Regions from separate parts of the Homo sapiens genome. Here region 2 is linked to region 1. Evidence: chromatin contacts called from ENCODE Hi-C data. All regions are on one chromosome and are shown on one strand. The core of a region is the stretch at or near the end of the contact, and the rest is flanking DNA. Distances in the headings are between cores, read along the strand shown.

Region 1 (4,152 bases), core at 91-2,590:
AAGAATATTCATATTCATAAAGACCATTTTTTATAATGAAAAAGTAATACATGCAGATGGGGGAAGATCACCTGAACCTTGAGAGGTGGAAGATGTAGTGAGCCGTGATCAAAACATTACACTCCAGCCTGGGTAACAGAGACCCCATCTCCAAAAAACAGAAAAGAAAAGCATTTATAAGTTCATGTTGAACAGTGTTTCAAACACATAGACAAAATTTATATGTCATGAAAATGGAATATCAGAAAAACATTGTTTAAAAAAACACAAAGTGAGTAAACCATTAATACGTGAGGTGAGCGGTGCATCAGCTTGCCGGCTTCCAGCTGCAGCGGGTGATGGAGGTGGAAGGGAGCTGTCCTCGGGACAGGAAATGAAACAAACCCAACCAAAGCCGTGTATTCGTTTATTCAATATCGTTTTGCTTTCTTGTGTAGACTGAGGGTGTAAACCTCGTTTCTGACAGTCGCCTATAGGACTTTTCAGCAGGCTGTGGGCCTAGAGGTGGGGGATGTGGAATCAAGCTAAAGACCCAGAACCAGAGAAAGAAGGAAGCAGCAGTGAGGAAGCAGGACAAGAACATCTCGGAAATTCAGCCCGGCGCGGTGGGCGCGCCTGCAGTCGCGGCGCTTTGGGGGCCCGGGCCACGTAGCACGACCCTGCCTGTGAACGCACAGACACCAGCGGTTCCAAGGGCGCGGGCAGGAAGCGGGCACCGAAGGCAGGCTGGAGAAGCGCGGGGCGGAAGCAAGAAGCCGCGCGGCGAGGAGGGCGCGTGGGGCCCCACACAGCCATGGGGCGCGCGTACTACTGGCAGCGCAGGCTCTGGACCGCTAAGGAGGCCGCGCGCGCCCACGCGTGTCCCCGGCAGAGCTTCCAGGAGACGGCTGCGAGGCCCTTCCACCCGCGGACCAGAGCGCGCCGGGTCGAACCACGACCCACGTGCAGGCCCTCGCGCGCTACCGGAAGGCCAGCCTGTGGCGCACGCGCGCCCCGCCCCGCCGATCGGTGACGTCATCGGGCCCGTCACGAGGCGGGGGCGGGGCCTCGGAACGCGACGCCCCCCGTCCCAGCTTTAGCCACTCGTGACGTCATTGCCCGGACTCCACTGCCTCCTGCGCCGCGCTTTTGCCACCCTGGGCACGTCATCGTGCGCCGACGCCAAACGAGGGCGGGGCCTAGGGACGCCACACCTTCCGCGCCGCCGCTCGTTACGTCATCGGACCTCGCCGCTTGGCGGAGGCGGGGAAGGCCCGCAGGCGGCGCCTCAGCCGGGGTTGGCGCTGAGGGGAGAGGGCGGGGAAAAGGTGGCGAATTGAGGGGAAAGTGGGAGGGGCGGGAAAGGGGCGGTCGGAACATGGCGGACCAGATCCCGCTTTACCCGGTGCGTAGCGCAGCGGCGGCCGCAGCCAACCGCAAACGCGCGGCCTACTACAGCGCCGCGGGGCCCAGGCCGGGAGCCGACCGGCACAGCAGGTAACCGAGGCGGCACTGGCCCCGTTCCCCGCCGACGCTCCCCGGGGCCCCCAGCCCACCGCAGGAACCCGGAGCCGGGCGGGTCTGGGGTCGCTACCGGCGCGCCCCATCTGTTCGCTGGGAGCCGGGAGTCCTTGGCGTTCTGAGCGCGCCGCAGCTGTGGCGTCCGCCGGTGGTGAGGGCCGCGGGCAGCTGCCGGGGCGAGCGGCTGCATCCCCGGGACGCCTGGGCCGAGCGTAGGAGCCAGAACGGGAGCAGAGAACCGCGGTCCAGTGTTGAGGGGTGGCTGCTCTCCTAAAGTAAACGGGGATCAAAAGTGCTAACTTCTCGGATACTTCAGAGTCTCCGAAACTTGTTCTTGTAGCCCTGTGAATTGTGAAGGTGACGGATGTAACTTTTAATTGCTTTGTTAAAAACACACTTCTTATTGAAATGACTTCTCTTCGACATTTCGATATCTTTGCTAGGCACACTTTTTGTTTAAACATATATATACAAAGTGCTTTTTGTCGACAAGTAATTTTGCTTTTACGAAAGGGAAATGGGGTATTGAGAACGGTTAACTTGTTTAGTGGGGTCACAGGTTAGCAGTAGAATTAGTGTACAGACCTTTCATACTCGAGATTGCATTTAGCTCATATTTAACATTTCTCATTCAAAGAAAAGAAAATTTTAAAAAGTGTTGCTTCTTATAGTTTTTGAAGTTTTATTCCAGAGGAATTGTCGAAAACATAATTTCACTCAATATGTAGTTGCTTCAGAATTTGAGTTTTTGAATAATTTTTGTTTTCGGCCATTTGAGAGACTAACATATAGCTCAAAGTACATACTGGAATGTTATAACGCTGATTTGAGTGTTTACCCACTAGCGATTTACTCTCGGGTAACTTATTTAAACTCAAGCCATGGTTTCCTCATCTGTAAAATGCTGGATAATATTTTTTCTTACGGGATTATTGGAGATTACAGTAGAACATGTGTAAGGTGCCCTTTTTTCAGTGCTTGGTTGGAAGTGGGTTCTGGTGTTACCTATAACAGTAATTGTGTTAGTAAATCTGTTTAATTTTAGGAGTTCTTTAGTTGGAAATGTGCCACCTGTTTCAAAATAGGTTTCCATCACAGATTGAATCCATTTTTGCCTCATGTACTTTGAAGCACTGTCATGTGGTGCACGCACATTCAAGATTTTTTGTCATCTCGGTGGATTGTTCCTTTCATTGTTAATGTTCCTCTGTCTCTGGTAATTTTCTTTGCTCTAAAATCTTTATTAGATATTGATGTCGCCATTTATGCTTTTTTTTGGATTAATGTTTGCATGGTATTAGCTTTCAACTTACCTATGTTGAATTTGAAGTGAGTTTCTTGTTGGATCTTATATTTTTTATCAACTATGCCATTCTCTTTTGATTGGCATATTTACACCATTTACATTTACGATAATTACTGATATGTTAGAATATAAGTGTGCCATTTATTATCTGTGTTCTGTTTCTTCTGATTCTCATTCTGATTCCTGTTTCTTTTTTTTTTTTTTTTTGCCACTTTTTGGGTTACTTGGACACTTTTTTGGTATCCCTATAGTGTGTTTGAGATTAGGTGTTGGTATAGTTTTTACAGTGCTTGCTCTGGGTATTACAATATACAAATGTGACTTATCACCATGGTGTATTGCTGTATTTCACCACTTCCAGTCAAGTGTGGAAACCCTTCTTTCACTTAGGTCCTCACTTTAAGTATCATGTCCTGGGTATCAGATGGTGTTACAGTTTTTGTGTCAGTCATCAAATATGGTTTATAAAACTCATGATGATAAAGATAGTGTATTGCATATACCACATACGCATATTTCCCCTTTTTCTATTGTTCTTCCTTTTTTTTTTTTTTGAGACAGGGTCTCACTCTGTTCTCCTGGCTGGAGTTAGTGATGCGATCGTAGCTCATTACAGCTTTGATCTGTTGGGCCCAGGCAATCCACCCATGTAGCTGGGACTATAGGCACATACCACCATGCCTGGCTAATTAAAAAAAATTTTTTTTGAAGAGACAGCATCTTGCTATATTGCCCAACTGGTCTCAAGTGATCCTCCTGTGTCATCCTCCCAGAGTGTTAGGATTAAGGCGTGAGCCATGGCTGCTAGCCTGCCATTCTTTTCTTAGCACTTGAAAAATCTTGTGCTGCTTCCTTCTTGTGTCCATGGTTTCTGATTAGGATGCTGCTGTCACTCAGATTGATGTTCCCCTGTAGATAATGTGTCATTTCTCTCTGGCTGCTTTCAAGTTTTTACTTTGTCTTTAGTTTTCAGAAGTTTAATTATGATGTGTCTTATCATGGATTTCTTTGGATTTCATGTTTGGTTTTGTTTTTTTTTTTTTTTTTGGTTTTCGAATAAATTTAGGGAGTTTTTAGCCATTATTTCTTCAACTACTCTTTGTTGTTGTTGAAATAATGGAGAGTTGCTCCCACTCTCTTCTCTCCATTTGGATTTCCAGTGTTAAGAAAGTTGGATCTTATGTTGGTGTTTCATAATTTCCTTAGGCTCTTTCCCTGTTTCTTTTCTCTGTGTTGTTCAGATTGTGTAAATTCTATTAATCTCTTCTCAAGTTCCCTAATTCTTTTTTTTTTTAATTTTTTTCAGTATTTATTGATCATTCTTGGGTGTTTCTCGGAGAGGGGGA
Region 2 (4,443 bases), core at 1,899-4,398, 1.0 Mb after region 1:
AGTGTTTAAGGATGGTGTACTGATGTTTTCTAAAAAAAAAAACAGTCGAGATGAATATTTGAATACATATGCGATAAAGCAAGTAAGCAAATGTTAACTGGAAGAGCTAGGTGATGGTTGTTTTCTGAACAATTATTTCAGCTTTTCAGTACATTCAACATTTTCATAGCAAAATGCAGGGGGAAAATCATTCAACATTTAAATTTTATTATATTTATTAGATTTGTATTTATGAAAATGTTGATATTGTATTTATTAAAGTAATGTAGGCATCAGGGATACAATGATGAATGAGACACGGTCCTTACTGGTGCCCCATAGAGAGACAAGCAGTGAGCAGATAACAGTAAACAACGTGGTGAGGGCAGCAGGAGACACACACAATGTTTTGGGAATGTCAAGAAGTACCTACCATATTTTGACTGTGTGTGTGTGTGTGTGTGTGTGTGTGTGTGTGTTCAGGGAGATCTTTCTGGGAGAGAGGCCGGTAGAGTTCAGCCTTGAATGGCAATGGAATGAAAATTAGCTCAGGGGTTGGGACAGGAGTCCCATGAACAAACACCGTGTGGTGTTTACAGGCTGGGGACTGACTGGTCAGCTTTGGAGAATTTGTGTGTCGTGCTCACCAGCTGGGCTTGATTCCTGGGGGATTTTGAGTGATTGCAGCAAGAAGGGAAGGACAGTCAGGTTCACTCTCTAAAAGGGCTGACTGGGGAAAGTACCTGAGGCACCAAGCTGGAGGTAAGGTGGTGGGAGCCTGTGCAGGTGTTACAGGCAGGAGATGACCTGAATGCAGGTAGTGATAGTGCGGCTGCAGATGAGGGAAGAGATCTGACGAATATTTGGGATATAAAATTGGAAAACTGGAGATGGGGAACACACTGCTTGCTGTAGGAGAGGCTGTTGAGGAGAGAATGATGGGCTCAGATTTGAACGTTTTGAATCTGAGTTGCCTGTGGGACTCTGAAGTGGAGCTGCCCCCTTTGGCAGCCAGAAAAATAAAACTGAAACGTAGGAAAGAGATGGAGATACTGGTTTGGAATTGACATAACAAGGTTTGAATCTGTGGTCGAAATTAACAAGGGAGAAAATGCAGAAAAAAATGAAAGGCGTGGGAGTTCCAATACCCAGCACGGTGCCTGGCACACAGGAAGCGAGTGGCGCATATGTGCTGCACCGTGAAGGAAAAAGTCAGCAGGATCCCAGAGAACACCGCGTTCAAGGATGGGCCGGGAAGAGATGCAGGCGAAGATGAGGAAACAGTTCGTGAATATGGAGATGAAAGAGCCCGTCTGGGGAGTAGTGGGTGTGGGGGGGGGCGGCTTTGTGGGGGGAGGTCTGTAGATTAGGAAACAGTTCCCGAGTTTGGAGATTAAAGAGCCCGTTTGAGGAGTAGTGGTGGTGGGGCGGCTTTGTTGCGGGAGGTCTGTAGGAAAGGGGGATTGGTCTGTAGTAACAAATGGAAGATAGATACAGAAAGACGAGGCCTAAAATCTGTTTTGGGCTCAGCAATTAGGAGGGCGCTGGTGACCAAGGCGTTTCTGCAGAGTGGTGAGGGTGGGGGCGAGAGGCGTGCAGGGGGCTGAGGAGACAGACACAGGGACTGCTGTTTTGAGAAATGTGATAAAATGAGAGGTCACTAGAGGATCAATGGGAGACTGCAGGCTTTAACTACACTTTTCATCCCACCCATAATTTTGCAAGGAAGATATATAGGGACATCACACCCATTTACCACTGTAACTCAAAGTAAAATCTTAACTTGTCAGCAAACATAAAGGGCAAACTCTACTTCAATTATGACTTGTATTCATGTAGGAAAAAAGCAAATTTTGGTCAGGTCATATCGGCCCACCATTTAACACAGTTTTAAAACGAATATGGACATTAATTTAGTGCCTATTATGTGTTTAGTCACTGGGCTAAACTGAGCAGAAGGCTCCCATTGAGAGGGAAAAGCTGAAATTATGGACGAGCGGATGGTGACAAGGAGGCTCTGGAGAGGGCGGTGGGCGGAAGGCCCAGCCTGGGCACGGCCTCTGCCCCGCGGTGGCTGGAGTGGGCCTCAGGGCTGGAGGCTGGCGGCGGGTTGCAGGGGCTCGGCGCTCTGGAAGGAGACGTGGCCTTGTGCTGAAAGGGGCACGTGTCCTGCAGACGGCTTCGCCAAGAAGGAACTGCCTGGAACAGCCACTGAGGGCGCGGCTGAGTTAGGGTCAGGGGAAGGAACACTGGAGGGGAGTTAGGGTCAGAGTCAGGGTTAGTGCTAGGTGAGGTTCAGGTGCAGGGTCAGAATTAGGGTTAAGGTTAGGGGCACTGGGGGAGGCGCCTGCGCTGCCCTCGTGGTTACTCCCACGTGCTCTGGGGCACGAGGGCGTCCGCCAGAGGCCTGGGGACTCCACGGAACGAAGACCTAGAGCCATTTTGAAAGCCCTACGCCATGTTTCCACTAATTTTGTGGAATAAATTATTATTGCTACACAATTGATAAACACCTGTGCAAAAATGAACTTTTAGGTTAAGAGTTTATACAAATGTATGCAATTAACCCTCTCCCCACACAACTTGTAGTAGATCTAAAAATCAGAATTCTCAAGAGAAGGTGTGATCACTTTCCCACAGGAATGATGAAGTCAGGAGACCCCAGCTAGTCGGTTCACCAGGATATGCCAATCATGGCACACTTGTCCCAGTTCTGGGAGCCAAAGTTTTGTCTTCCAATGGCAAGGCAGCATTATCACAGTTGGGCTCCCATTGGCTCTGAGATGTGGGCGGGGTCACCACTCCTGGAGCTGCCACTAGCTCCACCCCATTCCATGCAAATGAAGTCAAAGCTGTGGTGAGTCCACGTGATTAGTCACATGGTTGATGACACACTCTCCCCACCCCTTTAGTGACGTCATTGCCCACTCAAACTCTCACGAGAGTTTGCACAGATGTGGAAAGGAGCTGGCAGGGCAGTTCCCTGGGACAGAAGGGAGTCAGGGGGTCCAACAGGGGCCCCCCACTGCCACCCCAGAGCCTCCAGTCCATCTTTAGCCAGGGGCCCCGGGGGGCCTGTGGGAAGTGCCAGGGGCCCCCAAGCACACTCTGCTCTCATTGGCTGGCTGCGCCTACATGCAAATGAGGGCCAACGTCACTTCCTGAGGCCAATCGAGCGCCATTTTCTCTTTCTGGCTGCGCGGGAGGAGGGGACCAGTCGCGCTGGGGGTGGGCGCGCGCTGAGGCGGGGGTCCCGCCGCGCGGGGCGGAGGCGCGGGCGGGCGCAGGCGGCCCCACGGGACGCGGCTGCGCTCGGCGGAAGACGCGGCAGCCCTGCGAGAGGCAGCAGCGGAGACGCGGTGCTCCTCGGGCGCCAAGCGGTAGGTACGGCCCGGCCCGGCGCGGGCCCGCGCGGCGACGCCCCCTGCCCCGGTCCTGGCCCCCGCCCCAGTCTGGTCCCCTCCGAGCCCCGCCCCCGCCGGTACCCAGCCCACACCCACGCCCGCCGCCTGCCCTCGCGCCGCCCGTGGCCGCCTCGGGAATCCCGGGACGTTCTCAGGGCGCGGGTTCGCGGCCCGAACGGCGCCCGTCGACCCCCGACGCGCCCGCGGCCCGCCCCGCCCGCCGCCGGTCACGTGGGAGCGGGGGCCGCCCCGGGAGGGCGGAGAAGGGGATGGGGACCTGAGGGGAGAGTAGGAATAGGGGAAAGACGAGGACGGGGACCGAGGGAGAGAGGGGGGCTGGTGAAGGGAGCGAGGAGTAGAGGGAGAGGGAACGGGGATGGAGAAGAAGAGAGGGGGCAAGGAGCTGTGGCGACCCCTGTAAGGACTCCAGAAACGCCCCGCCCGCTGGCCCGCCCGCCGCATCCCCGAGACCGGGTTCTCCTGGAAGCTTCTCTCTGGAGGAGCCTTGAGTGACGGCAGATGTAGGTCAGGAGCTGACGGTGACACCTAAATCTGCCCAGGTTTTTTTTTCCCTAGAAAGGTTTGAAGAACAGCTGATAACGGGGCCCTGTTTCTTCATCGTTGAGCTTTTGATGCGAATATCAATAATTGATATACAGATGTTGACTTTAACATTACTTTTCATCTGCCGTTGCTGGTTGCATTGAAATAGATTCCGTTTACAAAATTTCTACTACAGTTGACTTTGGAATGTTAATTTTAACTGCCCTTTTAAATACTGTACAGATGCAGAATGAGAAATAATTAGATATTTTAAGTAGTTTATTTGAACAGAAGACTTGCCTGCGTGCTTAAAACTTACTCTATTTGCACGGGTAATCACTGCCTCTTGGGATCTTGAGGAATATACTGGCTGTGGAGGAGTGGGGTGGGGGAGGAGAAACTGGTAAGCAGGTAACTGACAATGCAGATTGGCAAGTGGGGCAGCAGTTTGTAGAGTACTGTGGGCATCTGCCACGCAGAGCCTTTATCAAAAGAGGGGGTTTGGAGTCTGGGTACC

The links. A loop is a pair of places that touch in the nucleus more often than their neighbours do. Pooled maps may share reads with other maps.
Region 2: a map of heart left ventricle shows a loop between it and region 1 (15-fold over the local background). The contact joins the promoter of ADNP2 here to the promoter of ATP9B in region 1. A Hi-C loop is called at or near these places in 3 of 168 maps with a recorded cell type or tissue (CD8-positive, alpha-beta T cell, heart left ventricle and naive thymus-derived CD4-positive, alpha-beta T cell), 5 of 37 single-sample maps with no recorded cell type and 16 of 50 pooled maps.

What each region holds. Positions count from the first base shown.
Region 1 is chr18:79,068,054-79,072,205 of GRCh38, forward strand. It overlaps ATP9B (ATPase phospholipid transporting 9B (putative)), which reads left to right and starts at 1,341. Exons shown (of 30, transcript NM_198531.5): 1 at 1,341-1,476. The coding sequence starts at 1,358.
Region 2 is chr18:80,106,114-80,110,556 of GRCh38, forward strand. It overlaps ADNP2 (ADNP homeobox 2), which reads left to right and starts at 3,149. Exons shown (of 4, transcript NM_014913.4): 1 at 3,149-3,359. RefSeq lists enhancers at 1,572-2,073, 2,900-3,401 and silencers at 3,211-3,370, 3,571-3,670.